Linked DNA regions of Homo sapiens: all the other regions are linked to region 1. A link is a loop called in an ENCODE intact Hi-C map of the cell type or tissue named here. Cell type or tissue: CD4-positive, alpha-beta T cell. All regions are shown on one strand. Links, peaks and the distances in the headings refer to the core of each region. The heading gives the core; the rest is flanking DNA. Region 1 holds the start of LOC124904864 (a long non-coding RNA gene). Region 2 has its middle 34 kb from the start of SHLD1. Region 3 holds the start of LOC105372514 (a long non-coding RNA gene).

The links. Hi-C counts contacts between places; a loop is a spot of excess contacts. Peaks named below come from ENCODE experiments on the same cell type or tissue, not always from the same donor. Only the 100,000 strongest peaks of a DNase experiment are listed, where the experiment ranks them.
Region 2: it touches region 1 in a loop (2.8-fold over the local background); 10 of 110 quality-filtered maps call a loop at or near these places.
Region 3: it touches region 1 in a loop (2.0-fold over the local background); 12 of 110 quality-filtered maps call a loop at or near these places.

Annotation. Positions count from the first base shown.
Region 1 is chr20:5,652,505-5,663,149 of GRCh38, forward strand. LOC124904864 (a long non-coding RNA gene) reads right to left here and starts at 5,064. Exons shown (of 2, transcript XR_007067511.1): 1 at 4,841-5,064; 2 at 3,626-3,960. RefSeq lists enhancers at 641-740, 4,040-4,540, 4,541-5,041. In CD4-positive, alpha-beta T cell, for the core only: no CTCF peak of the experiment used is centred there; DNase peaks (open chromatin) are centred at 5,197, 6,557 and 8,467.
Region 2 is chr20:5,711,122-5,721,766 of GRCh38, forward strand. No RefSeq gene overlaps it. Among named protein-coding and RNA genes, the nearest start is that of SHLD1, 34 kb to the right of the region's middle. RefSeq lists a silencer at 3,462-3,756. In CD4-positive, alpha-beta T cell, for the core only: no CTCF peak of the experiment used is centred there; DNase peaks (open chromatin) are centred at 3,060 and 3,650; H3K27ac peaks cover 2,977 bases.
Region 3 is chr20:5,699,425-5,710,069 of GRCh38, forward strand. LOC105372514 (a long non-coding RNA gene) reads right to left here and starts at 9,127. Exons shown (of 3, transcript XR_937224.1): 1 at 9,005-9,127; 2 at 8,756-8,815; 3 at 4,208-4,676. RefSeq lists a silencer at 2,919-3,213. In CD4-positive, alpha-beta T cell, for the core only: no CTCF peak of the experiment used is centred there; no DNase peak of the experiment used is centred there.

The DNA of each region.
Region 1 (10,645 bases), core at 3,497-8,496:
TTCACCATGTTGGCCAGTTTGGTCTCAAACCCCTGACCTCGGGTGATCCCTCTGTCTCAGCCTCCCAAAGTGCTGGGATTACAGGCGAGAGCCACTGAGTCTGGCCCAATTATGCTTATAACTCAATAGTCAGTTTTCTGGATTCCTGAAGCGCAGCACTTTAAATTATATGTAGGGCACTGAAGGATTGTTTGACATCCACACCCTGGATCCCACCAGTTCCCTAGGCCTGAGAGGCCTGTCTCTCACTTCTTTGCCTTGGACTGCCACACCATTTTTCAGCCTGTCCCCCATGTCCCATCCCCCCAAATCTCCATGATTCACAAGGTATGTGAGTGTATCAGATTTCATTAAATGGTTGTGGTAATCTCAAACTACGTACGAAATATATGAGTAAAGCATATAAGAATTAGGCTATGTAAGAAGTTTCCTCTTGTTAAAGGGAAAATCTGGCTGGGCATGTTGGCTCACACCTATAATCCCAACAATTTGAGAGGCCAAGGTGGGCGGATCACTTGAGGTCAGGAGTTTGAGACCAGCCTGGCCAACATGGTGAAACCCCATCTCTACTAAAAATACAAAACTTAGCTGGGCATCGTGGTGCATGCCTGTAATTCCAGCTACTCAGGAGGCTGAGCCTGGAGAATTGCTTGACCCTGGGAGTGGAGGTTGCAGTGAGCCGAGATGGCACCACTGCACTCCAGCTTGAGTGACAGATGGAGACTTTGTCTCAAAAAAAAAAAAAAAAAAAAAGGAAAATCTGAAAAGTTCAAATCTTCACTGGGTTTTCTTGTTGGCACACTTCAGTTTCTAAATCTTCCCCCACCAACTCACTTCCTACTTCCTGTCGAACATCCTCTTTGACTGCCATGCATAGCTCTATAGCCCATTCAAAACCCCAGCCCCTGCCCACAGGACTTAGTTTTGGGTCCTTGTCTATGTCCCTCCCTGAGCAGAAGACATGGTCCTGAAACTGATTTACTAGGTCTGGAGTAATGCCTTGGGGCAAGGGGGTCAGGACAGTTCTCGAAGTCTTGGCATTCCTAATCTCATCAAAGAGTCCAGTGTGGATGTGGATGCCCTAACTCCAAATCTTCCTACCAGTGTAGTTGCAGATACAACTCTTAATTTCTTTTTTTGAGACAGAGTCTAGCTTTGTTGCCCAGGCTGGAGTGCAGTGGCACAATCTCGGCTCACTGCAACCTCTGCCTCCCCAGTTCAAGCAATTCTCCTGCCTCAGCCTCCCCTAGTAACTGGGATTACAGGCTTGTGCCACCATGCCTGGCTAATTTTTTATATTTTTGGTAGAGACAGGGCTTCGCCATGTTGGCCAGGCTGGTCTCGAACTCCTGACCTCAGGTGATCCACTTGCCTCAGCCTCCCAAAGTGCTGGGATTACAGGTGTGAGCCACTGTGCTCAGGCACGACTCTTAATTTCTTAGTTGCCCACCAGGGAACCGAAGGATCATATACACACAAACACACACACATAGTCTCCTAAAGACAAACATAAATTCTCAGTGCGGTCTAAGTGCAAATGGAGGAAGTAAAATGTTTTCCAAACACCCCCTATAATTTGCACAGTTTCTGTTCCCCTATGAATATACAATTTCACATTTCTTTTTTTTTTTGAGACGGTGTCTCGCTCTGTCACGAGGCTGGAGTGCAGTGGCGTGATCCTGGCTCACTGCAAGCTCTGCCTCCTGGGTTCACGCCATTCTCCTGCCTCAGCCTCCCAAGTAGCTGGGACTACAGGTGCCCGCCACCACGCCTGGCTAATTTTTTTTGTATTTTTTAGTAGAGATGGGGTTTCACCGTGTTAGCCAGGATGGTCTCAATCTCCTGACCTCGTGATCTGCCCGCCTCAGCCTCCCAAAGTGCTGGGATTACAGGCGTGAGCCACTGTGCCTGGCCTTCACATTTCTGTATAAGGCAATATTAATTCCTTTTCTTAATTTGCCTTCCCCTTTCCCCTTTCCAGTTGTGTCTTCTCAAGCCTGTTTGGAATATGAAAGAGGTCTGTGACTGAGCTGCTGTGCCTCTCAACAACTGCTGTCAGCTACACAAAGACCCAGCTAAAGCTCCAAAATGAATATTGTGTGTGTGTGTGTGTGTGTGTGTGTAGTTATTACTTCGGGCTATTTGTCCTACATATATTCTATTTCCTGCTTTTTAACAAAAGTCTTGTGACCCAAAGCTGATTCAAGGTATCCATTATTCAGAGTAAATAGAGAGTCATAGTCATCAAATTCCACATGAGATCCTCTGAACTCTTGTGAGTGCAGAGGGAGAGGCTCCCTAAGAACTACAATAGAGATAATAATAGTGCTTACCTCATGGGGTTGTTGGGAGGTTTCAGTGACTCATATATAACGCAAGTGTACACACAGAATCTGTAAGTAAAATGCTAAGCATGGTACCTGGTAAGTGCTTTATACGTTTTTAAAAATTATTATTATGTATATCATAGCTACAGTTTCTACACAGGATTTCAAATTTTTTTTTTTTTTTGAGACAGAATCTCACTCTATTGCCCGGCTGGAGTGCAGTGGTGCGATCTTGGCTCACGGCAACCTCTGCCTTCTGGGTTCACGTGATTCTCCTGCCTCAGCCTCCTGAGTAGCTGGGACTACAGGTGCACACCACCATGCCTGGCTAATTTTTGTATTTTTAGTAGAGACGGGGTTTCAGCATGCTGCCAGGATGGTCTTGATCTCTTGACCTTGTGATCCACCCACCTCAGCCTCCCAAAGTGCTGGGATTACAGGCATGAGCCACTGCGCCTGGCCAGGATTTCAATTTTTTAAAATGGCACTGCTCACTTCGGGAGGCCGAGGCAGGAGGATTGCTTGAGGCTAGGAGTTTGAGATCAGACTGGGCAACATAGCAAGATGCTGTCTCTACAAGAATTTTAAAAATTAGCCAGGCATGGGCATGGGGGCACGTGCCAGGAGTCCCAGCTACTCAGGAGGCGAGGTGGGAGAATTACTTGAGGCTAGGAGTCTGAGGCTGCAGTGAGACATAATTGCATCACCGCACTCCAGCCTGGGTGACAGAGCAAGACCCGTCTCAAAATAATAATAATAGTAATAAATAATAAAAGGTCATTGCTTTAAAATTGTTTGAAAACCTCAGCTCTGGATCAAACTTCAAAGTACAGGCTGAAGGAAAGTATCAATTGTCAAAGAAAGACCTTTGTACCTTCAAGGAACCCATGCTTAAAGAAAACACACTCTCTTTCATCATGTAAATCAGCCATGGGTTTTGAAAACCATAAGAATCAGGAACAGGCCAGGTGCAGTGGCTCATGCCTGTAATCCCAACACTTTGGGAGGCTGAGGCCAGAGGTTTGCTTGAGCCCAGGAGTTCAAGACCAGCCTGGGCAAAATAGTGAAACCTCATTTCTACAAAAAATTAGCCAGGCTTAGTGGCACACACCTATAGTCCTAGCTACTCATTCAGGAGGCTGAGGCAGGAGGATCACTTGAGCCTGGGAGGTTGAGGCTGCAGTGAGCTATGATCTCGCCACTGCACTCCAGCCCGGACAACACTCTGCACTTCATTCTGGACAACAGAGCAAGACCCTGTCTTAAAAAAAAAAAAATCAGTAACATTTGTGGAGCACTTTCTATGTGCTGAATGCATTGATGGTTTATTCTCTAAAACATCCCCATAAGGTAGGCTGCAGTATCATTAATGCCATTTTACAGATGGGGAACTTGAAGTCAACTAGCCTAAGAGTAAACATATTGGCTCACAAATTGGGAAATCCAGGGGAAGGCTGTCTTCCGATGTGGCTGGGCAGGTGTAGTGTGAGCCAGTAGGTCAAATCTTGTGATTATTTCTCGCCTTCTCCTTCCCAGGTCAGCTGTGATCTCAGCAAGCGTCTTTCCTCATCAAAGGCTCCATGCACGTTCCTCATTCACATCCAATGATGTAGAAACTTCTCTTCTGGTGGATCTTTTGGAAAATTAGGAAAGCTACTTTTTTGTTTGTTTGTTTTTTGAAACAGTCTCGCTCTGTCCCCCAGGCTGGAGTGCAGTGGCGCGATCTCGGCTCACCGCAAGCTCCGCCTCCCGGGTTCACGCCATTCTCCTGCCTCAGCCTCCTGAGTAGCTGGGACTACAGGCGCCCGCCACTACTCCCGGCTAATTTTTTTGTATTTTTAGTAGAGACGGGGTTTCACCGTGTTAGCCAGGATGGTCTCGATCTCCTGAGCTCGTGATCCGCCCACCTTGACCTCCCAAAGTGCTGGGATTACAGGCGTGAGCCACCGCGCCCTACCGGAAAGCTACTTTTTTGAAAGGCTTCAGCCGGCTTCTCATTGTCTCACTGCCCTGATTCAGAAATAACTGTGGCCCAGGGAAGGAGGAGAGGCTGGCTTTTCCTAATGCCTTAAACCTGAGGCTGAGTATGGAATAAATCACTCCAAAATTGCACTCCATAAATAGGGGAGGAACTTCCTTTGGGAAGTTCAGAGTTGTTGCAGATTTGTATCCCAGGAGCTGATTCTGAGAAGAGCATTCATGTGCAGGTTTATTAGGGGGTGTCCTTAAGACCTGCACCTGTGGAAGGGAAGGCCAGATAGCAAGAGAGGGCACAGGGAGAAGCTGGGCTGCGAGGCAGAGTAAGGGCTGCAGCCAGCCAGGTGACCCTTCAGACGTGCCTGCATTGGAGCAAGGTGGGCGGGAGTGAGGGGGCCAGGCCTTTCTCCCATCCCCTCCACAAACCAGGTATGGTCTGTGGGATGCCCAGGAAGGAAGCAAAGCCTGGAGTGGGGTGGGTGGCCCCTTTTTTAGAAGAGGGTAGTTCCTGGAGAGGCAATCAGCCATCAGCTTACAACACTTCCAGCAGCTGAGAGAAGAAATCCTTCCAGCCCGAGGAGGAATCTGGGCAGCACATCCCAGGAATCTGGAAGCAGTCATGGAAAAGGAAACAAGTCACTGAGAGGCCAATCCTGGATCTCAACTCAGTCCTTTCAGAGGCCACTGCTACAGCCCCCACCTCATCGCTTCCTGTTCAATGTATGCTGATTTCTACACACTGACCGCTGTAGGCATTTCTGGAAAGAATCCCAGATCAGAGTTTTTAAGTATCAGCTGCCTATCCACGTGTGTCTTGTGAGCAACTAAGAGGGCTGAAGGCAAGGAGGAAACCGGTGGTGATACACCTCATTGGGTGGTTAAAGAGACAAGATGTCTGGCCAGACTCTCACCAGAGAACTGTCCAGTCTGAACAAATGAGGAACGTGAAGAACTTGGAAAGGTTACAAGGAAGTCACCGCGATGATGAATGTTTTCCTGAACCAGCACGGACAGGAAAGAGCAAAGGCTGCAAATCAGGGCTGACCTTGGTGATCTCCGTCTTTTACATTGGGATGCAGAATTCAGCATGCAACCACATGCAATTTACAAGCACAGGCTCCTTCTGGGAAATGTGCCAAATTAGTTCATTCCTGACAAAATAATTAAAATCCTACAAATATTAGGCTCATGCATTTAGCCATTTTATTTCAGCTGTTTTGTGTGTTCATAGATAGTGAAATTAAAAACACTTGTGGCCTGGCATGGTGGGTCACACCTGTAAACCCAGCACTTTGGGAGGCTGAGGCAGGAGGTCTGCTTGAGCTCAGGAGTTTGAGACCAGCCTAGGCAACATAGTGAGATCTTGTCTCTGCAAATATTATTTAAGCTCACAACTATAATCCTAGCCCTTTGGGAAGCCAAGGCAGGTGGATCACTTGAGGCCAGGAGTTCGAGACCAGCCCAGCCAATGTGGTGAAATCCCATCTCTACTAAAGATACAAAAAAATTACAGGTGCACACCTGTAGTCCCAGCTACTCGGGAGGCTGAGGCACAAGAATCATTTGAACCTGGGAGGTGGAGGTTGCAGTGAGCAGAGATGTGCCACTGCACTCCAGCCTGGGCAACAAAGCAAGATTCTGTCTCAAAAAAAAATTATTAAAAAAATTATCCAGGGGTGGTGGCGCACACCTGTGGTCCCAGTTACTTGGGAGGCTGAGGTGGGAGGATCACTTAAGCCCAGGAGGTGGAGGCTGCAGTGAGCTATGTTCATGCTACTGCACTCCAGCCTGGGAGACAAAGCAAGACCCTGTCTCAAAAATGTAAAATTAAATATTTTAAAACAGGACAACATTACAAAATACAAATAAAAACACGTGTATTGGGGTCAAGCACAGGGACTCATGCCTGTAATCTCAACACTTTGGGCATATAAAGTGGGAGCATCACTTGAGCAGAGGAGTTTTGGGCCGGCCTGGGCACTGTAGTGAGATCCTGTCTCTACACAAAATAAACATTAAAAATTAGGAGGCTGGGGCGGGAGGATTGTTTGGACCCGGGAGTTCAAGACCAGCCTAGGCTACATAGAGAAACTCCATCTGTATTGTTAAAGAAAAAAAAATTAAAAATTAAAAAAAAAAAACATGTATTGGAAGAAAATACTCTGGCAGCTTCAAAACACCTGACAAGAGGGGGAAACCCTGATACAGCTTCAGAACTTCAGCCCATGGAAGCTGCATTCAACAAACTACTGAATCATGTCTGGTTCCCATGGCAACAGCCCTGAAGCGGCTTCACTGAACAAGACTGAATGTGATCAACTGCCAACATGGAAATATCAACCCTTCCTCTTTGTTTTTCAGCATTTCTCTCACTGACATTCTGTGTTGCAAAGCAGGCCTTGGAACGCTGCCCGTATCTCCCTCCTAGATTCACCAAATTTCAGCGGTGAAGCCCCCCTCCACTGCATTTTTAGTGTAGAACCTTGCCAGGGTTGGGGGTGGGGGAGGTGGGGGCCACTGCATACATTCTAAAGGACAAGGAAAATAATTTCAGATAGTTCCTTACCCACCCATGTCCCTCACTAAGAGCCCTGGTTTTTCTCTCAGGCAGTAACGCTTCTTTCTGTTGGACTCAAATCAGCATATTTATGTTCCATAGCAAGACAGATTTCCTAAGTAAGAGAGAAGCTATTTTTAGAGGATCTTGAAAGGGGGGAAGATCTCAGAAACGACCTAAACTTAGATCCAGCTTTTGGTACAGTGTGCCTCACAGGGACATAGACTGCACGTGCACAAACATTTCTTGCAGCCTGTTATAAACTTCCTGAGATGCCCTCAAAGCCTGCGCTGGGGTGGGGCCCAGAGCTTCCCCCTGGAGGTGCCATAGATCCTTGCCCTTCTTTCCCTTTAAGAACAGCACACTGTCAGTTCTCCAGCTCTTGAAGAGCCCTACAATGAGGTCAGACCATATCAGTGGTACATCTGGGCTGTCTGTCAGTGCATTTGGGTGAGTTCGCTTCGAGGGAAAGAATGTCAGCCGTAGTGAGTTTGTGGTTAGAGAGTCACTTGTAGATATGAGTGTGGACCCCACGCTGGAGTGCAGTGGCACCATCTCAGCTCACTGATGGAATATTTGATGATTTCTATCACCAAATGAAGCCAGGGGATGGGTGTGTGGGAGGTTATGATACTATTCTCACTACCATGGTGGATAGTGAGCATAAAAATTACACGTGGCCAGGTGCGGTGGCTCACACCTGTAATCCCAGCACTTTGGGAGGCCGAGGCAGGCGGATCACCTGAGGTTGGGAGTTTAAGACCAGCCTGACCAACATGGAGAAACCCCGTCTCTACTAAAAATATAAAATTAGCCCGGCATGGTGGCGCATGCCTGTTATCCCAGCTACTTGGGAGGCTGAGGCAGGAGAATCGCTTGAACCTGGGAGGCGGAGCTTGCAGTGAGCTGAGATGGTGCCACTGCACTCCAGCATGGGTGGCAGAGTGAGACTCTGTCTGAAAAAAAAAAGAAAAAAAAAAAAAAGAAAGTACACATAACCAGCCCTGGTGGAAGGTTATAAGGTTATGTGTTCCTGGAGGAAGCATTCTTTCAATTGAGACCTCAAGGATAAGATCAGCTAGCAGGCCCAAACTGAGGGTGGAGGGATGAAGTGTGAGGTATTGGTTGGATAAGTGTTCCAGGCAGAGAAAACAATGTAGGCACATGCCTGAAGGTGAAAGCAAGCTCCTTGGGACTGGAAGAAGCTCAGTAGGATTGCATTAGAGCCTGGCAATAGATGAGGCAGAGCACTGGAATGGACGGTCAGGAGACAGTGGTAAAAAGTCTGGGCATTTCTCTGAAGAGCAATGGGAAGCCAATGAACAAGGCATTTACTTGACTGTATTCATGCTTTAGGAAAATTACAATTAAGCTTTATTGTCCCAAGATAGTCCTAACTTTAGGAAGTCTTCCTTGGGCAGGGAGTGGCGGCTCACGCCTATAATCCTAGCACTTTGGGAGGTGGAGATGGGTGGATCACTTGAGGCCAGGAGTTCAAGACCAGCCTGGCCAATATGGTGAAACCCCATCTCTAAAATACAAAAATTAGCCCGGCGTGGTGGTGCGTGCCTGTAATCCAGCAACTCAGGAAGCTGACACATGAGAATTGCTTAAGTCCAGAGGCAGAGGTTGCAGTGAGCCGAGATTGTGCCACTGCACTCTAGCCTGGGCAACAGAGCAAGACTCCATCTCAAAAAAAAAAAAAAAAGTCTTCTTTGAAGATTTCTCAAAGAACTACCATTCGACCCGGCAATCCCCCTACTGCATACATACCCAAAGGGAAAGACATCATTATATACTAAAGATATTTGCACTCATGTTTATTGCAGCACTATTTATTCACAATAGCAAAGATGCAGAATCAACCTAAGTGTCTATCAATGGATGATTGAATAAAGAAAATGTAGTGTATACATACACGCACACACACACCATGAAATACGACTCAGCCATAAAAAAGAATAAAATCATATTATCTGCAGCAAAATGGATGGAATGGAAGGCTACTATCCTAAGGGAGATAACTCAGAAACAGAAAGTCAAATACTGCCTGTTCTTACTTATAAGTGGGAACTAAACAATGAGTACACATGGACATTCAGAATGAAATAGTAGACATTGGAGACTCTGAAAGGCGGGAGAGTGGGAGGGGAATGAGGTTTGAAAAATTACTTATTGTAGGCTGAGTGCAGTGGCTCACACCTGTAATTCCAGCACTTTGAGAGGCCAGGGTGGGAGGATTACTTGAGCCCAGGAGTTTTCAGACCAGCCTGGGCAACACAATGAGACCTCATCTCTACAAAAATAAAAGTAAAAATTAGCTGGGTGTGGTGGCACATGCCTGTATTCCTAGCGACTTGAGAGGCTAAGGCAGGAGAATTACTTGAGCCCAGGAGTTCCAGGTTGCAGTGAGCTATGATTGCACCACTGCACTTCAGCCTGGGAGACAGAGCGAGACTCTGTCTCTCTTTTTTTTTTTTTTTTTTTGAGATGGAGTCTCGCTCTGTCACCCAGGCTGGAGTGCAGTGGCATGATCTCAGCTCACTGCAAGCTCCGCCTCCTGGGTTCAAGCCATTCTCCTGCCTCAGCCTCTCAAGTAGCTGGGACTACAGGCGCCTGCCACCACGCCTGGCTAATTTTTTTAGTAGAGATGGGGTTTTACTGTGTTAGTCAGGATGGTCTCGATCTCCTGACCTCGGGATCTGCCTGCCTCGGCCTCCCAAAGTGCTGGGATTACAGGAGTGAGCAACCGTGCCCAGCCCTGTCTCTTAAAAAAAAAAAAAAATTACTGGCCAGGCGTGGAGGCTCACACCTGTAATGTAAAAAAAAAAAAATCTAGTGGGTACAATGTTCACTATTTGGGTGATGGGTACACTAAAAGCTCAGGTTTACCACAACGCAGTATGTGCATATAAGAAATCTGCACTTGTGCCTCCTAAATCCATACAAATAAAAAAAAATGGCCGTGTACAGTGGCTCATGCCTGTAATCCCAGCACTTTGGGAGGCTGAGTGTGGATCACAAGGTCAGGAGTTCGAGACCAGCCTGGCCAACATGGTGAAACCCCGTCTCTACTAAAAATACAAAAATTAGCTGGGCGTGGTGGCAGGCACATGTAATCCCAGATACTCGGGAGGCTGAGGCAGGAGAATTGCTTGAACCTAGGAGGCAGAGGTTGCAGTGAGCTGAAGTCACGCCACTGCACTCCAGCCTGGGGGACAGAGTGAGACTCTGTCTAAAAAAAAAAAAAAAAAAAATTAGCCTGGCATGGTCACGTGTGCGTGTGGTCCCAGCCACTCAGGAGGCTAAGGTGGGAGAATGGCTTGAGCCCAGGAGTTTGAGGCTACAGTGAGCTATGATCATGCCACTGGACTCCAGTCTGGGTGACAGAATGAGATTCTGCCTCTAAAGTAAGTAAATAAATAAATACATAATCAAGCCTCCTTTGAATATTCCAGCCCTCCTTGCTCTGAGCTGCAGATTCCACCCTCTCTTACTGTAGGTTGCTATTGTTTCATGCTAAGGTTAAGTGAGGCCAAAAGGGTGGAGGCGTAGGACTGGTAGCCTTATAGAAAGAGGAAAAGAGAGAGATTGCTGTCTCTCCACATGCGTGCACTGAGGAAAGGCCATGTGGGCACACAGCTAGAAGGCAGCCATCTGCCAGCCAGGAAGAGAGCCCTCACCACACCCTGACCTTGCTGTTATCCTGATCTTAGGTTTTCAGCCTCCAGAACTGTGAGAAAATACATTTCTGTTGCTTCAGCCACCCAGTCTGTGATATTTT
Region 2 (10,645 bases), core at 1,113-6,112, 56 kb after region 1:
TTTTATTCTTTTGTTTATTATTGATGGTTGTGAACAGGGTCTCACTCTTTATCTTTTCTTCTTCCAAGACTTGTGTTAAATATATACTAGACCTTCTCACACTGTCTTCCAGGTCTTCTCTCATTCTGATCTGAATTTATTTTTATTAGTCTTACGTGTCTTTTATCCCCTAATTTACTCATAATGGATATTAAAAGTTGAAACAAGTTAAAGACATGTCCCATACTTCTAGAAATATGCTTAATGTAATCAAACATTGAATTTTCTCCTTGATTTTTAGGTATTCTACCCTTACAGCTACAAAAACACTTCTACTCTTAGAAAAGAAGAAGAATGCCGGGCGTGGTGGCTTACACCTGTAATCCCAGCAATTTGGGAGGCCAAGGCAGGAGGATGGTTTGAGCCCAGGAGTTCAAGACCAGGCTGGGCAACATACCTACTAAGACCTCATCTCTAAAAAATTGCATGGCATGAACCCAGGAGGCGGAGCTTGCAGTGAGCCGAGATCGTGCCATGGCACTCCAGCCTGGGCGACAGAGCAAGACTCCATCTCAAAAAAAAAATAAAAAATTACATGGCCGCGCACAGTGGCTCACACCTGTAATCCCAGCACTTTGGGAGTCCGAGGTGGGTGGATCACGAGGTCAGGAGATCGAGACCATCCTGGCCAACATGGTGAAACCCTGTCTCTACTAAAAATACAAAAATTAGCTGGGCATGGTGGCACGCACCTGTAATCCCAGCTACTTGGTAGGCTGAGGCAGGAGAATCACTTGAACCTGAGAGGCAGAGGTTGCAGTAAGCTAAGATCACGCCACTACACTCCAGCCTGGGCGACAGAGTGAGACTCCATCTCAAAAAATACATACATACATATATACATACATACATGCATGCATAAAATAACTTTGTTGTTGTAAATCTGAAATCCTCTAACCTCTAATCTTCATCATGACATTGAAACAATTGTCTCCCTTTATATTTTAATTCTGTTAAGATTCCATGTGACATTATTATTTTGTTTTTGTTTGTTTGAGATGGAGTTTCACTCTCTTGCCCAGGCTGGAGTGCAACAGTGCGTTCTGGGCTCATTGCAACCTCTGCCTCCCGGGTTCCAGCAATTCTTGTGCCTCAGACTCCCAGATAGCTGGAATTATAGGTACGTGCCACCATGCCCAGCTAATTTTTGTATTTTTAGTAAAGACGGAGTTTCACCATGTTGGCCAATCTGGTCTTGAACTCCTGACCTCAAGTGATCCTTCTGCCTTGGCATCCGAAAGTTCTGGGATTACAGGCATGAGCCACTGCACCCCGCCTATTTTTGTTTTGTATACTGAATGCTTATTTAAAATTACTCACATATATAGCAATTATTTGCTCTTTATTCCTTCTTGCACCTCTGATTTTCATTTTGGATCATTTTCATTCTCCCGAAATAATGCCTGTTAGATTTTCCTTTAATGCATGTTTGCTGGTGGTTGAAGTCTTCTTGTTCAGTTTGTCTAAAATGTTTTTATGTTGCCTTTTACCCCCAACTTGTACTTGTAATTGCCTTTGTTCTGGAAGGATACTTTTGTCGTCAGTAGGATTCTACATTGGCAGTTATTTTCTTTCAGCCAACTGAAGATATAATTCCATTCTCTTCTAGCTCCTGTAAATAAGTCTTTTGAAAGGAATCTCTTTTTCCTGTGAATACTTTAAAATTGTTCTCTTTGGTTTCTGAAGTGTCTTCATAACATATCTAGGCGTTAATTTAAAAAAATTTATACTCTTTGGGATTTGTTAGGCTTCATGAATCTGTGGGTTGATGTCCTTCATTAGTTCCAAGAATTCTTAGGTATATATTTTTTCAAATGTTGCTTCTGCCTCATTCTTTGTCTTTTCTTCTTCTAAGACTCGGGTTAAATATATACTAGACCTTCTTCCATTATCCTCTAGATCTCCTCTCAAGTCTTGTGTGCTTTATGTCTTTTTGTCTTTCCGCGCTATATCCTGGATAGTTTCTTCTGACCTATCTTCTACTTTATGAATTATCCTTTCAGTTGTATCAAATATGTTTATTCCATCTGCTATGGACTGAATTGTGCACCCCTATATTCATATGTTGAAGCCCTAACCCACAATATGACTGTGTTTGGAGACAGGTCCTATATAAGGAGGTAATTAAGATTAACTTCAGTTATAAGGGTGGGTACCTGTTCTGATAGGATTCATGCACTTAAAGCAGAGACACCAGAAAGCTCACTTTCTCTCTCTCTGCCATGCAGAGAGAAGGTGGCTATTTGCAGCCTCATTAGAAACCCTAGCAGAACCTTGATCTTGGACTTTCCAGCCTCTAGAATGGAGTCTCCCTCAGAATTATTGTCTGATAAAATAATTTATGTTTTTAAACCACACAATCAGCTGGGTGCAGTGGCTCATGCCTGTAATCCCAGCACTTTGGGAGGCCAAGGTGAATGGATCACTTGAGTCCAGTAATTTGACACCAGCCTGGACAATATAGCAAAACCTCATCTCTACAAGAAATGACAACAACAACAACAAAATTAGCCGGGAGTGGTGGCACACACCTGTAATACCAGCCACTTGGGAGGCTGAGGCACAAGAATCATTTGAACCTAGGAGGCAGAGGTTGCAGTGAGACACGATCAGGCCACTGCACTCCAGTCTGGGTGACAGAGTGAGACTCAAAAGAAAAAGTAAAATGTTTTTTAAAAATGAAAGAATAGGCATTTAAACTTTTACCCGGGAAATTTCTTTTTCTTTCTTTTTTTCTTTTTCTTTTTCTTTTTTTTTTTTTTTTTTTTTTTTTTTTTTTTTTTTTGAGGCAGGGTCTTGCTCTGCCCCGAGGTTGGAGTGCAGTGATGTGATTATGGCTCCCTGCAGCCTCAACTTCCCAGCCTCAAGTCATCTTCCCACCTCAGCTCCTGAGTAGCTGGAACTACAGGCACATACCACATGCCCAGCTAACTTTTTTATTTTTTGTATAGATGGGTCTTACTATATTGCCCAGGCTGGTCTCGAGTTCTTTGGCCGCAAGAGATCCTCCCACCTCAGCCTCCCAAGGTACTGAGATTACAGGTGTGAGCCACTGTGCCTGGCCAGAACTCTCACTATACAGTCCTATCCATTTACAGCCCTTTGCCTACATGTCCTTAGATCTGTGTTTCCCAGATTTTCCCATAAATTCCCTGCAACCTTCCTTTTGACCTTGAGTGCTCTACACAGTCATCCCATTTCTAGTTCATCTATAGGAATAGTGGAGTTGACAGCAAATAATGTTTTTCAACTGCTTGAATATTAGAGTCCTTCTCCCTTGTACAGCAATATATGTCTATGATGAAGCTTAGTAAAATAGCTGTAGAACGAATTCGGAGATAAAATTACAGGAACTCTATAACAGCACATGTGGCTTTTCTCTGTCTCTGAATCTACCTCTTCTGGAAATGAACAGGAGTAACTTAGGTGAGCTCACAAACATAGCTACTACCATGCAGTATGTACCCTTACACCACCCCTGCCCCCACTCCCACTGTAGTTTCCTGGGCTTTAGTCTGTTCTAAGTTCTTTGATGCTTGTGAAGCTACTTCTGCTGACTTTGTTGACACTGACATTGTTACCATGGTTACCAGGGAAGTCAGACAATATACTGAAGGGGAGTTGCTTCCTGCCCTAACCAGGACAAAGACACTATAACCTTTGAGGTTGCTGGTGTATCCGTGTCCTCAGTGAAGAATTCATGTATGAGCTGAGGTTGCCAAAGAAGCAGGGAAGCTTTCTTCCCCCTCCTTTGCCTCACACTCTGTTACACTGAGTTAGAAGACATTTACCTGTGAAAACCACAATGACACACTGTTCTACCTAAGAGGCTGGCAAGATCAAAATGACTGATAAACTGTATCAGAAAGGGCGTGGAAAAACAGATATTGTTGGTGGAATGTAAATGGACATAATCTCTTTAGGAGAACAATTTGGGCATCCATACCGTTTGATGGAGCAACTTTATCCCTAATTTATAGCGCAACGTGTGCAAAACAAGCACATGGATAGAATAGTCAATGTGGCAGCATCTGTAAGTCGAAGATTAGAAACAATGGGACAGCACACTCAGTGTGGCCTTTCCATGTGCCATTGGCTCCACTCCCAGTTCACCTGCAGCCAGGGAGGAAGGTTCTGTATGTGCTGACAAGGCTCCCCACCTCAAGCCACCTGCAGCACCCTCAAGGGAAATCTTCAACCAGTGATAATGAAAGATGACGCATGTCTTAGTCTACTCAGGCTGCCATAACAAAATACTAAACACTATGTGGCTTAAACAACACAATTTTATTTGCTCACAGTTCTTGATTCTAGAAGTCCAAGATCAAGATTCTGGCTGATCTGGTTTCTGATGAAGGCTTTCTTCCTGGCTTGCAGGAAAGGCCATGTGAGGAGGTCTTAGTGAGAAGGCCTTAGTGCATGCACATGGGAAGAGAGAGCAAGCTGTCCAGTGTCTTTTCTCATAAGGGCACTAATCCTATCAGATCAGGGCCCCACCCTTATGATCTCAGATAACCTTATGCTTGACCCTTGAACAACACAGGGGCTAGGGACATCAACCCCTCACACAGTTGAAAACTCACATATAACTTTTGATTCCTCAAAAACTTAACTACCTCAAGGAATTAGGACATGGAAAAATAAAACTAACTACTAATAGACCATTGTTTGTTGACCAGAAGCCTTATAGATGGCCTTACAGATAACATAAACAGTTGGTGTGTGTTATATGTATTATATACTGTATTCTTACAATAAAGTAAGCTAGATAAAGAAAACCATAAAGAAGAGAAAGTATATTTACTATTCATTAAGTGGAAGCAGATCATCATAAAGGTCTTCATTCTTGTCTGAGTGTTGAGTAGGCTGAGGAGGTGGAGGAGGAAGAGGAGGGATTGGTCTTGCTGTCTCAGGGGTTGCGGAGGTGAAGGAGGTAGAAGGGGAAGCAGGAGAGGCACACATGGTGTTAATTTTTATTGGAAACATTCCACATATAACGGGACCCAAGTAATTCAAACCAGTGTTGTTCAAGGGCCAACTGTAATTACAAAAGGTCTAATCTCTAAATATTAATACATCCTCACTGGGGTTTAGGTTCCTAATATATACATTTAGTTGGGGGATACATAGACATTCAGTTTATAACTGCATGTAAATACCACAGCTTTCCAGTCTTTTGGTGTGATGTTTCTGAGGCTTCTTCTACCCATTCTCTCAGAGGGGCCCCATTGAGCTAGGGCTGTCCTAAGTGGGGACTTATTTATTAATCTACCCTTTTGTGAGTCTCCTCCCTTCCCTCTCACTGGGCTTCCTGGGATCTCCTTCCAAATAAATGACCTGTACCCAAGTCCTTGTCTAAGGGTCTTTTTTTTTTGGGAGAATGGGACAAATGTTTCAAATCACCAGTCATTTGAATCTAAAGTTATTCCTACAAGAGCTGCTATGGTCTGAATGTTTGTGTTGCTCCCTGCTCTCCCAGTTTCCGTGTTGAAATTGAATCACCAATATGATGCTATTAGGAAGTAGAGCATTTGGGAGGTGAGTAGATCATGAGAGTAGAACCCTCATGAATAGGATTAGATCTTTTATTTTTATTTTTATTTTCAGACAGGGTCTCACACTGCCACCCAGCAGGCTGGAGCACACTGGCGTGATCTCAGCTCACTGCAACTTCCGCCTCCTGGGCTCAAGCAATCCTCCTGCTTCAGCCTCTTGAGTAGCTGGGTCTACAGGTACACACACCACACCCAGCTAATTTTTGTATTTTTTGTCGAGACAGGGTTTTGCCATGTTGCCCAGGCTGGTCTCAAGCTCCTGAGCTCAAGCAAATCTGCCTGCCTCAGTCTCCCAAAGTGCTGAGATTACAGGCGTGAGCCACCGCGCCTAGCCTGGATCTCTTATAAAAGAGATCTCAGAGAGTTAGCACATCTGTTCCACCATGTGAGGACACAGCTATAAGGTGCCATCTATGAATCAGGGCCTCACCAGACACTGAATCTGCCAGCACCTTGATCTTGGACTTCACAGCCTCTGGAGCTTTGAAAAATAAATATCTGTAGTTTATAAGCTACCCAGATTATTATATGTTGTTATAGCAGCCTAAGCAGACTAAGAAGGTATTCAGTCCTGCAGGTTGTCCCATATTCCTAGTACTGTGGTTGAAATTGTTATATATTGGTTCCTGTCAAACGCCAGCTCATACAGCAGCGTGGGAGAGACTGGAATTGAAGAGACTCTGGAAATTGGTCTGCCCTGAACAGGGAATGAGGCAGGAAACAGGAAGACAGACCCAGTGGCAAGTACCAAGAGCCCAGTCTAGAGGAAAGAAGACCATATCCACCGGGCACATCGGGGCAAAAGCAGGGCTCCCGTCTCCCACCAAACCTAGAAGGTCCTCATAGATGAGTGGAACATCCATCTACTCTTGAAGAAACGAGGCAGAATTTGAAACTTTGAAACACATTCTAACAAATTGTGATTGAAAAGTTAGATTTAGAGAATTACAACCATATCTGTTCTGACTTTTTTTTTTTTTTTTTTTTTTTTTGAGACGGAGTCTCGCTCTGTCACCCAGGCTGGAGTGCAGTGGCGCGATCTCGACTCACTGCAAGCTCCGCCTCCCAGGTTCACGCCATTCTCCTGGCTCAGCCTCCTGAGTAGCTGGGATTACAGGTGCCCGCCACCACGCCCAGCTAATTTTTTGTATTTTTAGTAGAGACGGGGTTTCACCATGTTAGCCAGGGTGGTCTTGATCTCCTGACCTCGTGATCCACCCACCTTGGCCCCGCAAAGTGCTGAGATTACAGGCGTGAACCACCGCACCTGGCCTAACATTTTAGTTTTCTTATTCTTTTTTTTTATTTTTATTTTTTGAGACAGAGTCTTGTTCTGTTGTCCAGGCTGGAGTTCAGTGGCAAGATCTCTGGTCACTACAAACTCTGCCTCCCGGGTTCTTGTGCCTCAGCCTCCTAAGTAGCTGGGACTACAGGCATGCACCACTATGTCTGGATAATTTTTTGTATTTTTAGTAGGAATGGGGTTTCACAATATTGCCCAGACTGGTCTCGAACCTCTGAGCTCAGGCAATCTGACCACCTCGGCCTCCCAAAATGCTAGGAGTGCGGGCGTGAGCCACCGTGCCCCGCCAGTGTATCATTTTGTGCCTATCTTTTTCCACTCACCATGCTAGTGAGGTTCATCTGTGTTGTGTGTATACTGACCATATATTAAGTAGCCTACTTACAGAGAATACAAAGTTGGTAATAAAGGCAAACATTGAAAATTGTGTTTTTCATCTTCTCACATATGAAAGAAAAAAGATATAAGTAATCCAAATAGGATATATCTCACTCTATCTCCCAGGCTGGAGTGCAGGGCAAGATCTCAGCTCACTGCAGCCTCAACCTCCTGGACTCAAGCTAACCTCCCACCTCAGCACCCCTCTCCCCAGAGAAGCTGCGACTATACGCACACACCACCATGCCCAGCTAATTTTTGTAGAGACAGGGTTTTGCCATGTTGCCCAGGCTGTTCTGGAACTCCTGGGCTCAAGTGATCCCCCACCTTGGCCTCCCAAAGTGCTGGGATTACAGGCATGAGCCATCACACCTGGCACTCCAGCCTGGGCAGCAAGAGCGAAAATCTGTCTCAAAAAAAAAAAAATTGACATAAAGATACTGAATTTAGATCTCCTTTTTGTTTTTCTTTGAATGCTCTGAACATCTTACCAAAAGGACAGAGAAAGCATCTGATGATGTCTGGAATCTATATGAGCACACATTTGAAAGTGACTGTAATAACATTACATCAAATATATACTGCAAAGAGAGGCTAAGAGAGCAGGAGCCAGGCACATAGCCACATTTGGCAAAGCTGCAGCAGATTTTGTGCCAGTGGGCAGGTGCCCAGAATTCAGAGCTGGGCAGAAGGTCAGGAAAGGATGGGTCATTCAAGTCCAACATGTCACAACTCAGCAGGCAATGGATCCTGGGGCTTACTGCCTAGGTAGCATGAAGCACTTGGGAAGAGTGCTTGTTTAATCCTGGGGCTCAGACTGGTGAGATATGGTAGTGGGTGGCATGGGAGGGAAGGGACATGGACTATATGGTCCACCTCAGAATGGACTAACACCATAGACTACCCATCGTCCAAAAGACTGTGGTGCACTCAGCTTGCTCCAAGTTGCTCTTGGTATCTAAGATGAGCAAATACAATGGATGAGACAAGGCAGCAGGTATTTACAGATTACAGGTCTTCACAGATTGCAGGTCTTTCTTGAAGTAAAGCAGATGGCAGTCTTGTGAGTTGCAGTGTTTTTCCCAGCAGGAAACTGATGTCACATGCAAATAGGGTAATTAGGAGAATTTCATAGACTGTTTACAAAGGTGAGGGTCAGGCAAGGGAAACCAAAATGAATGGTTCAGTGAAAGGAGGCTACCAAGAGGGGGAAGCCCTTTATATCCCTAGGTCTGAAGGGACAAGGGGCAGTAGTAGTTATAGTTAAAGAGACCAGGAACCTTACGCTAGAAGCAACCTTCTGCTAGAAGCTCAGGCCATCAGCAGGAGGATGAAGCCAACCTACACAGCAATCTACAGGGAGGAATCCAGGAACATCAATTCTCCAGCCTTATTTACCTCCCGTCGGTACCCTCCTTGGCTGAATCCAAAGGGAAGGCAGAGGGAAGTAGCCCACTGAAGTCATTCACAAAGGTCAGCCTTCCAGGATGCAGAACAGAATGGAGAAAGGTCGAGATTGGATCTGAAGGGGCAATTGCAAGATACCCAATACACCATATCGTCTGCACATCCAATTCAGGACAACAGTCTGAGGCTGGTGTGGGAGGAGGACACTGGGGACCCCTGAAGGAAGTGGCCAGTGAAGATGAGTCATGGGCATCCGGTTCTGGCTGTCATCCCACTGTAGAACTAGCAGTATCTGCTGGAAACCAGAAGCAACCAATAGATAAAGCAGCAAGGCTAGGGCAAGGTATGACTCAGTGGACAACACAGTCAATTTCACGTCAGATTCATTCATTCATTTAGTCGTTCATTCTGGGCTTCTCAAACTCAGCACTATTGACATTTTGAGCCAGGTAATTCTTTGTTTTGTCTGGCACTTGGTTTGATATCAGCTGGGGTGACAGAATGACTTAGTCACTTGCCACTCATCATCCAGCAGGGTAGCCTGGGCTTGTTCACGTGATGGCAGAAGAGCTTCCAGCAACAAGAGGCTAAGCCTCAATGCACAAGTGTTTTTCAAGCCTCTGTTTGCATCTCATTTGCTAATGTCCTGTTGGACAAAGCAAGTTACTTAGCCAAGCCTAGATTCAAAACACCAAAAAAATTTGACTCTATTTCTGGATGGAAGAAGCTGCAATATATTGTGGGCTTCCTCCCAAACTAACTCATTGTGTGGTGAGGGTGGTGGTAAAGCAATGGTGGAGATGTTCAAGAGAAGTGCCACAGACAAGCCACCTAATGTTGACAATATAAATGAACTGAATCTACCCTATAATTATCTTAGACTTCCCACTTGGCGTTAGCAATAAGTGCATAACCACCAAAGACGGTGGTATATAAAGTTATAAATAGAGATATCATGGAATGGTAGAATGCATTTAAGTGACCAGTTAAGCCCATCCAGCTTACCAGTTTGCAGTTCTTGAGAAGATTATCCGCCCTTTACATATTTCTGGTATGAGCATTATCCCAGGTTTTATCTCAGAAGCTTGGCAGCTTCTGAAAACCGACTGTTTCACTGGAAAATGTTGTGCAAACTAGATCCAGCAGGGTCTGCATGCCAACAGTGAACATATCCTTTCCAAGAAGGGGCTCTCCAAAACAATACGTCCTAATGTTCTGTAGGTCAAAATTAAGTACAAAAGGCTATAAATCATTGCTTCTAACTAGCAATTAGCAGATAGGTGAGCCTAGGACAAGGACAAAATGCACCATCAATTTGGCCTGTTAGAATTTTTGTTTTGGAGTGATATTTTTAAGAAAGAGAAATATAAACTTAAAAAAAAACCTTTTTAGGCCAGGCGTGGTGGCTTACACCTGTAATCCCAGCACTTTGGGAGGTCGAGGAAGGCGGATCGTGAGGTTAAGAGATGGAGACCATCCTGGCCAACATGGTGAAACCCCATCTCTACTAAAAATACAAAAATTAGCTGGGCTGGTGGCACACACCTGTAGTCCCAGCTACTTGGGAGGCTTAGGCAGGAGAATCGCTTGAACCCGGGAGGCGGAGGTTGCAGGGAGCCAAGATCATGCCATTGCACTCTAGCCTGGTGACAGAGCGAGACTCTGTCTAAAAACAAACAAACAAACAAAAACAACTTTTTTTGAGAAAGGGTCTTGCTCTGTCGCCCAGTCTGTAGTACAGTGGCACAATCACTGCTCACTGTAGCCTCAACCTCCTGGGCTCAGGTGATCCTCACACCTCAGCCTCCCAAGTAGCTGGGACTAGAGGTGCTGGCTAACTAAAACAATTTTTTTTCTTTTTTTTGTAGAGACAGAGTTGGGGGTTCAGCGGCAGGGGAGCTCACTATGTTGTCCAGGCTACTTTCAAACTTATAAGGTTGGCTGAACAGGGTGGCTCACGCCT
Region 3 (10,645 bases), core at 5,300-10,299, 49 kb after region 1:
TGCCTCCCAGGTTCAAGTGATTCTCCTGCCTCAGACTCCCAAGTAGTTGGGATTACAGGTGCCTGCCACCACGCCTGGCTAATTTTTTGTATTTTTAATGGAGACAGAGTTCCACCATGTTGGCCAGACTGGTCTCAAACACCTGACCTTAAGTGATCCACCTCCCCCAACCTCCCAAAATGCTGGGATTATGGGCGTGACCCACCAGGCCTGGCCTTCTCTACCCTTTTCAATGCCAGGTAAATTCCTTGCACTATAGGATTTGCTCACTTGTTCTCATTCTATTGTTTTCTTCTCCTCTTTTTGACTTAACTGGCCTGTCTTCATTTCTTTGTTATGCCTGTATCTCTTATTCTTCGAGTATTTTATTTATTTATGAAATTATTATTTTTGAGACACAGTCTCATTTCTGTCACCCAGGCTGCAGTGCAGTGGCACAATCACGGCTCACTGCAGCCTCAACCTCCCAGGCTCAAGCAATCCTCCCATCTCAGTCTCCTGAGTAGCTGGGTATACAGGTGCTCACAACCATGCCTGGCTAATTTTGTATTTTTTGTAGAGACCAGGTCTCACTATGCTGCTCAGGCTGGTCTCGAACTCCTGGACTCAAATGATCCTCCTGCCTCGGCCTCTCAAAGTGCTGGGATTACAGGCGTGAGCCACTGTGCTCCGCCTGTAAGAGTATTTTAGGCTGGGCACGGTGGCTCACATCTGTAATCTCAGTACTTCGGGAGGCCAAGGCAGGCGGATCACGATGTCAGGTGTTCGAGACCAGCCTGGCCAACATGGTGAAACCCTGTATCTACTAAAAATACAAAAATTAGCCAGGTGTGGTGGTGTGTGCCTGTAATCCCAGCTACTCAGGAGGCTGAGGCAGGAGAATTGCTTGAACCCGGTAGGCGGAGGTTGCAGTGAGCCAAGATCATGCCACTGCACTCCAGCCTGGGTGACAAAGCAAGACTCCATCTTGAGAAAAAAAAAAAGAGTATTTTAGAGAGTATTTTACCTGTACTGAATGTGATTTTACTGTGAAGGCAGGAATGCCATGAAGTGGACACAAATGCAATGCCGTTTGGTTGTTAGAGTGCAGCTATTTTGTGCAGGTTGGGAGCTGCACAAAGGTGTATCATTATGATTCTTCAGCATCTCTGTAGGAGCACAAGAACACTTGTCAAATTGCATGATAATGACTAAGCATGTGAGGGACGAAGTCACCAAAAACAGGGCTGGCTATGTGAGAGTCCTAAAGAAGGCTCAGGTAGGCTGTTGCCAGTTTACAGCTTTACCTTTATTTATATTCCTTTTTTTTTTTTTTGGCAGAATCTCACTCTGTTGCCCAGGCTGGAGTGCAGTGGCACAATCTCGGCTCACTGCAATCTCTGCCTCCCAGGTTCAAGCGATTCTCGTGCCTCAGCCTCCCAGCACCTGGGACTACAAGTGTGCATCACCACGCCCGGCTAATTTTTTGTATTTTAGTAGAGATGGGGTTTCACCATGTTGGCCAGGCTGGTCTCGATGCACCCGGCTACCTTTATTTGTATTCAACAAGTGATCACTAGCAGGCTCTGTGCTGAACATGCAGTTATACCTGGAATCATTCAACAGTGAAAACCTATGAACTTTATTTACTCATGTATTAATGTATACAGTCACCCTGTCATGCCGTTCAATAAGCACAAATATCTTCCGTGCATTCAGAATTTTCTGGAATTTGGAAAAACAAAGATAAATAAGGCTGAGGACTTGCCCTGAGGAATTTACAGCCTAAAAAGGAAGACATAAATGAACAGGTAGCTGATGCAACAGTTCAGAAACATCAAGAGCCTGAATCTTCTACAAGACCCAAGGAGGATAAAAATCAAACTTTTCGATTATAATATTTAAGATAACTTTAAGTTCTCCCCCCCCTCCCCCTCCCCCTCCCTCTCCCTCCGGTCTCCCTCTCCCTCTCTTTCCACGGTCTCCCTCTGATGCCCAGCCGAGGCTGGACTGTACTGCTGCCATCTCGGCTCACTGCAACCTCCCTGCCTGATTCTCCCGCCTCAGCCTGCCGAGTGCCTGCGATTGCAGGCGCGCGCCGCTACGCCTGACTGGTTTTCGTATTTTTTTGGTGGGGACGGGGTTTCGCTGTGTTGGCCGGGCTGGTCTCCAGCTCCTAACCGCGAGTGATCCGCCAGCCTCGGCCTCCCGAGGTGCCGGGATTGCAGACGGAGTCTCGTTCACTCAGTGCTCAATGGTGCCCAGGCTGGAGTGCAGTGGCGTGATCTCGGCTCGCTACAACCTGCACCTCCCAGCCGCCTGCCTTGGCCTCCCAAAGTGCCGAGATTGCAGCCTCTGCCCGGCCGCCACCCCGTCTGGGAAGTGAGGAGCGTCTCTGCCTGGCCGCCCATCATCTGGGATGTGAGGAGCCCCTCTGCCTGGCTGCCCAGTCTGGGAAGTGAGGAGCGCCTCTTCCCGGCCGCCATCCCATCTAGGAAGTGAGGAGCGTCTCTGCCCAGCCGCCCATTGTCTGAGATGTGGGGAGCGCCTCTGCCCCGCCGCCCCATCTGGGATGTGAGGAGCACCTCTGCCCGGCCGCGACCCCGTCTGGGAGGTGAGGACCGTCTCTGCCTGGCCGCCCCGTCTGAGAAGTGAGGAGCCCCTCCGCCCGGCAGCCGCCCCGTCCGGGAGGGAGGTGGGGGGTCAGCCCCAGGCCCGGCCAGCCGCCCCGTACGGGAGGTGAGGGGCGCCTCTGCCCGGCCGCCCCTACTGGGAAGTGAGGAGCCCCTCTGCCCGGCCGCCACCCCGTCTGGGAGGTGTACCCAACAGCTCATTGAGAACGGGCCATGATGACAATGGCGGTTTTGTGGAATAGAAAAGGGGGAAAGGTGGGGAAAAGATTGAGAAATCGGATGGTTGCTGTGTCTGTGTAGAAAGAAGTAGACATGGGAGACTTTTCATTTTGTTCTGTACTAAGAAAAATTCTTCTGCCTTGGGATCCTGTTGATCTGTGACCTTACCCCCAACCCCGTGCTCTCTGAAACATGTGCTGTGTCCACTCAGGGTTAAATGGATTAAGGGTGGTGCAAGATGTGCTTTGTTAAACAGATGCTTGAAGGCAGCATGCTCGTTAAGAGTCATAACCACTCCCTAATCTCAAATACCCAGGGACACAAACACTGCGGAAGGCCGCAGGGTCCTCTGCCTAGGAAAACCAGAGACCTTTGTTCACTTGTTTATCTGCTGACCTTCCCTCCACTATTGTCCTGTGACCCTGCCAAATCCCCCTCTGCGAGAAACACCCAAGAATGATCAATTAAAAAAAAAAAAATCAAACTTTTCATTCCCTCTTTACAGTGTTGATGATCTCTATCTGAAAGTCTTGAGTGAATGCCTTTCTGGTTAATCAGTCACCATTGGCTGAGGGCAGGGGCTCACACCTGTAATCCCATCACTTTGGGAGACCGAGGTAGGAGTTTGAGACCAGCCTGGGCAACATTGCAAGACCCTGTCTCTATTTTATTTTATTTATTTATTTTTTTTGAGATGGAGTTTTGCTCTGGTTGCCCAGGCTGGAGTGGAATGGTGTGATTTTGGCTCACCACAACCTCCGCCTCCCAGGTTTAAGTGATTCTCCTGCCTCAGCCTCCTGAGTAGCTGGGATTACAGGCATGTGCCATCATGCCTGGCTAATTTTGTATTTTTAGTAGAGATGGGGTTTCTCCATGTTGGTCAGGCTGGTCTCGAACTCCCGACCTCAGGTGATCCACCTGCCTCATCGTCCCAAAGTGCTAGGATTATAGCCGTGATTAAAATTATTTTTTTAAAAAAGGCTGGGTGCAGTGGCACACACCTGTAATCCCAGTACTTTGGGAGGCCCAGGTGGGAGGATCACTTGAGGTCAGGAGTTTGAGATCAGCCGGGGTAACACAACGAGACTCCTGTCTCTACCAAAAAAAAAAAAAAAAAAAAAAAACAGAATCCTAACAACAATTAAAAAAAAAAGTAACCATCCTTTCTTTCTTAAATGAAGTAATAGCCCAGTTGCCTTTCCCCCTTGTATCTAGTGCTATTTAGAAAGAAATGGGAAACAAAGAGGGAGAGAAAGAGGGAGAAAGCCTAATATAATTGCACACTGACCTGCAAGGTAATTGAGATGCTTTCTCCACACTCCAAGATTTTTCCAAGGATAAAAAAACTTTCATTGTTATATTCGTGGTAAGTTTATATTTACATCAGTGTAATCACTAGCTTAAAGTGTCTGGTGGATTTTCCTGCTGGCAGCTTTGGTGAGTGAGGAACTTTATGCTCCAACAATGGAAAGCCCAAGTCTAGCTTTCCTTGCAGAGCTAAAAGAATGGGTTCCGGGAATGTCACAGCACTGACGTTTTCATTAGTCTGGAAACTTCATCACTGGAGTTGGTGGAAGTAAGATTTAAGTCTCAGATGTGACTTCTACAGTGAAAATACCAAAGAGCCTTCCTATGAATAATTAAATGGCTGTACTGAGCCAGAGCAACAGCAAAAGATAAAAAGCACCCGTTTGTCATCAGCCGGACTTAAAGGGGCTGAGTCCGGTTTTTATTCAACCTGCTTCAAGTGCAGCTGTGTCAGCCTTCACTCTTTTATTGGCAGGAAGGGAAGCTTTTGGTATCAGATGTTCTTCCACAGGAGAACTGCTTGTTTGCTTAGTGAAACTGCAATAATAAAATTAATTAAAAGCTTTTTATCATTTAGCTATAGCACAGAGGAAGTATAAATGGACATTCAAAATGGCAAGATGAGTTCAAGGCCACGTAGCAAATATACCTATAGTCAGTGTAAGGATTAAAACAATTAAGATGCTTTTGTCTTTTAATTTTTTTTTTTAAGAGAGGGTCCTGCTTTGTTGCTCAGGCTGGAGTATAGTGGTGCAATCATGACTCATTTCAGATTCAAACTCCTGTTATCGAGGGATCCTCCCACCTCAGCCTCCCAAGTAGCTGGGATTACAGGTGCACACCACCATGCCCTGCTAATTTTTGTATTTTTTTAATGCAATGGGGTCTCACTATGTTCCCCAGGCTGGTCCCAAACCCCTCGGCTCAAGTGCTCTTCCCACCTCAACCTCCCAAAGTGCTGGGATTACAGATGTGAGACTGTGCCTGACCTAAAATTCTTAAAGTGCTTAGTGCTGGCTCACAGGAAATATTACTATGCGGTAGCAATTCTTATTCCTGACCAGTTTTCTGTATTAGTTTCCTATTGCTGCTGTGACAAATTACCACAAGCTTAGTGACTTAAAACAACACAAATTTGGCCAGGTGCAGTGGCTCATGCCTGTAATCCCAGCACTTTGGGAGGCTGAGGCAGGCAGATCACAAGGTCAGGAGATCAAGACCATCCTGGCCAACATGGTGAAACCTTGTCTCTACTAAAAATACAAAAATTAGCTGGGCATAGTGATGCCTGCCTGTAGTTCCACCTTCTTGGGAGGCTGAGGCAGGAGGATTGCTTGAACCAGGAGGCGGAGGTTGCAGTGAGCCGAGATCGTGCCACTGTACTCCAGCCTGGGCAACAGAGTGAGACTCCATCTCACACACACACACACACACACACACACACACACACAAACAACAAAAAACTACAAATTTATCTTATAGCTCTGGAGTCAGATATTTCAAATGGGTCAGCAGGGCTGCATTCCTACTGGAGGCTCTAGTGGAAAATCTGTTTCCTTGCCTTTTGCAGCTTCTAGAGGCCACCTGTGTTCCTTGGTTCATAGCCCCACATCACTCTGACCTCTGTTTCCATCATCACGTCTCCTTTTCTGACTCTGATCCTCCTGCTTGGCTCCTATAAGGACCCATGTGATGACATTGTACCCACCTGGATAATTCAGAATAATCTTCCCATCTCAAATCTTTAATTTGATCACATCGGCAGTCACTTTTGTCCTGGTAAGGTAATGCCCACAGATTCTGAGGATTAGGGTGTGGTCTTGTTTGGGAAACAGGACATTACTCAGTTTACCACATCTTCTTTCAATTTCACTGCTCTAGGCTGGGCACAGTGGCTCACGCCTGTAATCCCAACACTTTGGGAGGCTGAGGCGGGCAGATTGCTTGAGTCCAGGGGTTCAAGACTAGCCTGGGCAACATGGTGTGATCTCATCTCACAGAAAAATATAAAAATTAGCTGGACATAGTGGAGTGCACCTGTGTCCCAGCTACTCTGGAGGCTGGAGTGGGAGAATTGCTTGAGCCCAGAAGGTCGAGGCTGCAGTGAACTGAGATTGTGCCACTACACTCCAGCCTGGGTGACACAGACCCTGTCTCAAAAAAAAAAAAAAAAAAAAAGAAAAGAAAATTTCTGCTCTATTTTGGCTGAAATGATAGCAGCTTCCATTGACTAGTGCTAGCCCTATGAGGGGGTTTAGAAATGACAGAAAATGCACTGGGTGTAGCAGATGCAGACCGCACTGTTATCCTTGCCCTTATTATTTCTGGGCTCCCTGGCCAGATTTTCAACTGCCCACAGTTATAACTATTTGCCTGAGGGCCTTCTGTGGCTGCCAGAGCTTAACTTGCCCCTGGGAGGCAGATGAGAAGTGTCAAGGAATTAGTCCTCCTCTCTGCCCCAAGCAGCTGTTAATCGATGGCTGATAACGACCCAACTCCCCTGCCCTTTGCTGAGAAAACTCCTAGGTGTGTGTTATACACAGTCTTCTAGAGTTCCCCAGTGGAGGCTGGGAGCAGTGGCTCATGCCTGTAACCCCAGCACTTTGGAAGGCTGAGGCGGGAGGATCGCTTAAGCCCAGGAGTTCGAGACCAGCCTGGGCAACATGGTGAGGCTCCCATCTCTATTAAACAAACAAGCAAACGAACAAAAACACAAAATTATAGAGTGCTCCCGTGGTCCGCGGTGTTGACTTGCTTGGTAATATGCCCTCTCCTCTGTGGTCTGCCTTCCCTTTCTGATCCCATTTTCTCTACTCCCCTAGTAATGTTTTCTGGATCATCTGGTAAATAAACTACTTACATGTGAATCCTTGCCTCAGAGTCTGCTTCTAGGGGAATTCAAATTAGCATATCGAAGCAATCAAGTAAGTTGTCAGTGTCCCATGGCTACTAAGTGATAGAGGAAGGTTTTGAACCCAGGTCTGCCGCAGAGCTCATGTTCTGTAACCGCTCCCAGTCACTTGTCTTTTTTTAAAAAAAATTTCCCTTTTCTTTTTCACCTGCTGTCAAACCCAGTCACTTCTTTTAGCTGGCTTTGCGGCTCATTGTACCTAAGGGAGACTGTGGACCCAGTGTGTAATAAAGCTAAAAGGTGCCTATTTTCAAGTTCCTGATTTGAAGGAAGAGTGTAGACCCTGATCTGGTGGGGATGGGGGTGCTGTAACTCTCAGGCTGCGGCCGAGTGTGGGAGCGCCCTGGGCATCCTTGGGCAGCACACACAGACTCATGGGTCAGATGGGAGTGGCTGGATTTCCACTATTTTTCTGCGTTCAAATTCTGCGGCAGGACATAGTAACAGAAAACTGGCTTAAAAAGTATGCGCATGCATGTCCTTTATCAATACGTAATGTGCTTACGGTAGTACACATCAGGACACAGACCCAGGACCCAGGCAACTTTCCTGGAATGTGGCTCTACTAGAAGTAGCTTTCCTAGAATATGGCTTTTAGCCCACAAACTGCCTGCACTACCGAAGAAGAAGGAAAAGAAATAGGTGGTCTGTCTCTGCTCCCATTTTGTTTGTTTGTTACTCTTTTTTACACTCTAGGGTTGATATTGTCATAATTTTATTTTATTTTATTATTTTTTTTTTGAGACGGAGTTTTGCTCTTGTTGCCCAGGCTAGAGTGCAATGGCATGATCTTGGCTCACTGCAACCTCCACCTCCCAGGTTCAAGCGATTCTCCTGCCTCAGCCTCCCAAGTTGTTGGGATTACAAGTGCCCTCCACCACGCCCGGCTAATTTTTTGTATTTTTAGTTGAGATGGTGTTTCTCCATGTTGGCCAGGCTGGTCTCGAACTCCTGACCTCAGGTGATCCACCAGCCTCCACCTCCCAAAGTGCTGGGATAACAGGCGTGAGCCACCGCACCTGACCGATATTGTCATAATTTTAAATCTGATTTCTGATTTCACTAGGACAAAAACTCACAGGAGAGGCAAGGCTGATTTGGCTAGTCTTTCTACCCGTAAGAGTTCTGTGAAGCTTTTTTTTTTTTTTTTTTTGAGACAGAGTCTAACTCTTTCCACCAAGGCTGGAGTGCAGTGGTGTGAACATGGTTCACTGCAGCCTCAACCTTCCAGGCTTAAGTACTCCTCCCACCTCAGCCTCCCTGGGACCATAGGTATGTGGAACCACACATGGCTAAGTTGGTTTTTTTTGGTTTGTTTGTTTTGTTTGTTTTTCTATATTTTTTGGAGAGACAGGGGTTCACCATGTTGGCCAGTCTGGTCTTGAACTCCTGGGCTCAAGCGATCTTCCTGCCTTGGCCTCCCAAAGTGCTGGGATTACAGGTGTGAGCCACCACCTTGGTTTGTTTTTTAAGAGACAGTCTCACTCTGTCACCCAGGCTGGAGTGCAGTGACCTAATCATAGCTCACTGCAGCCTTGAATTCCTGGACCCAGTTATTTTTGTTTTCTTTTTGTAGAGATGGGTTTCTCTTTATGTTGCCACCAGACTGGTCTTGAACTCCTGGTGTCAAGCAATCCTCCTGCCTCAGCCTCCAAAAGTGCTGCGATTACAGGCATGAGCCACCATACCCAGTAAAATTCTTTACCTTGTGAGGTTTATGTGTTTATTTTGTGTTCAGACACTTTAGTCTTTGGAGAAAAAAACCCTGAAAAACAAAGAGTTGCATTAGCATTAGAATATGAGAAAAAGAAGGGTCACATTTAGAATATTGCAAGGCTATCAATTCACAGAAGGTATACCTGGCACATCCCTCTGAGTATTGGATGCCACTTGGTTTGAATCCTTTACTTACGGGATAAAACCGTAGGTGTTCTACCTAATCTCTATCAGTTACCTTATCAGTGACACAGGTGATGTTACAGTTGTTGGCTGCATCCCTACTGGAAAGCTGGAAGAATGGTCCATGCTGGTACATTATTCGTGGGTTAATCTAACTCTACAGCTGCACCATCCCAGGAAGCCTAAAAAATGTGAAGGTTTAGGAAATTGAAACGTTATTGACTTTTTACTCCTTGGCATCTTGTCATCTCTCAGTCCTGGCTCTTTTATTGTTGGTTTATAATCCATGGGCTCTGAATCTACCACAATAACTTTATGTTATCTATTACATATGGTATTATATAATAGCAAATATTATATTATATTACCAATATCGTGTGGTTGGCTGCATAGCATTTATTGCAAAATCATGATTTGGGCACATTTTACTCAAAATATGTTTGAATCAATTAATTTTTTTAAATCTATTTTTAAAGACAGGGTCTCTCTCTGCCACCCAGGTTGGAGTATAGTGGCATGATCATAGCTCACTGCATCCTTGAACTCTTGGGCTCAAGTGATTATCCCATCTCAGCCTCCCAAGTAGTTAGGACTACAAGCGTGCACCACCACACCTGGCTAATTTATTATTATTATGCTTTGTAAAGATGGAGTCTCACTGTGTTGCCCAGGCTGGTCTCCAGCTCCTGGGCTCAAGTGATTCTCCTGCCTCAGCCTCCCAAAGTGCTGGGATTATAGGCATGAGCCGCTGTGCCCACCTGAATCAATTTACTGATTTTGTTTTGTTTTGTTTTTGAGACCGAGTCTCACTCTGTTTCCAGACTGGGGTGCAGTGGCGTGATCTCGGCTCACTGCAACCTCCATCTCCTGGATTCAAGCTATTCTCGTGCCTCAGCCTCCTGAGTAGCTGGGACTACAGGCGTGAGTCACCGTGCCCAGGTAATTTTTGTATTTTTAGTAGAGATAGGGTTTCACCATGTTGGCCAGGCTGGTCTCGAACTCCTGACCTCAGGTGATCTGCCCTCCTCAGCCTCCCGAAGTGCTGGGATTACAGGCGTGAGCCACCGCACCCAGACTTTGAACTATTGTTCTAAAAAAAAATAGATTTTACCTTGACCAAAGAGTTTGGGACTAAATATTTTCCCCACTAGAAACATGTTGAAGTACTTATGTGGGAAAAGGGAACAGCACAGGAAATGTTGCTGAGCAAATCTCTTTACCCCCTCTTTTCAGACTGCAGTTTCACGGGGATTCCTACGCCTAAGTGCTAACACGTGTGCCTAGAAAAACAGAGGTGGCATGGATGTTAGAAGGCCGTGTGCAAGTGGATGGCATCCAATCCATAGAGTGCTTAGAGAACAGTGGAGAAAAGATGAAGGGACAAAGAGATTGTGAAGCCAGATATCCTAAGGCTGTTGAGAGAAGCTCAAGGGGGATTGGGAGTTGGAGACTTCATCCCTCATGTGGCTGAGCTGCAAGAGTAGCTCACTCCTTTCTTGATGACAGTTACTCCAAGTCAGATAATATTTTGCCTGGCCTCCGCTCAGTAAATTGAAAATGTGCAGCCATTTGAAACTACACCATGGCAGTGGCTCATACCTGTAATCCTAGCACTTTGGGAGGCTGAGGTGTGCAGATTGCTTGAGCCCAGGACTTTGAGACCAGACTGGGTTACATAGTGAAAACCCATCTCTAC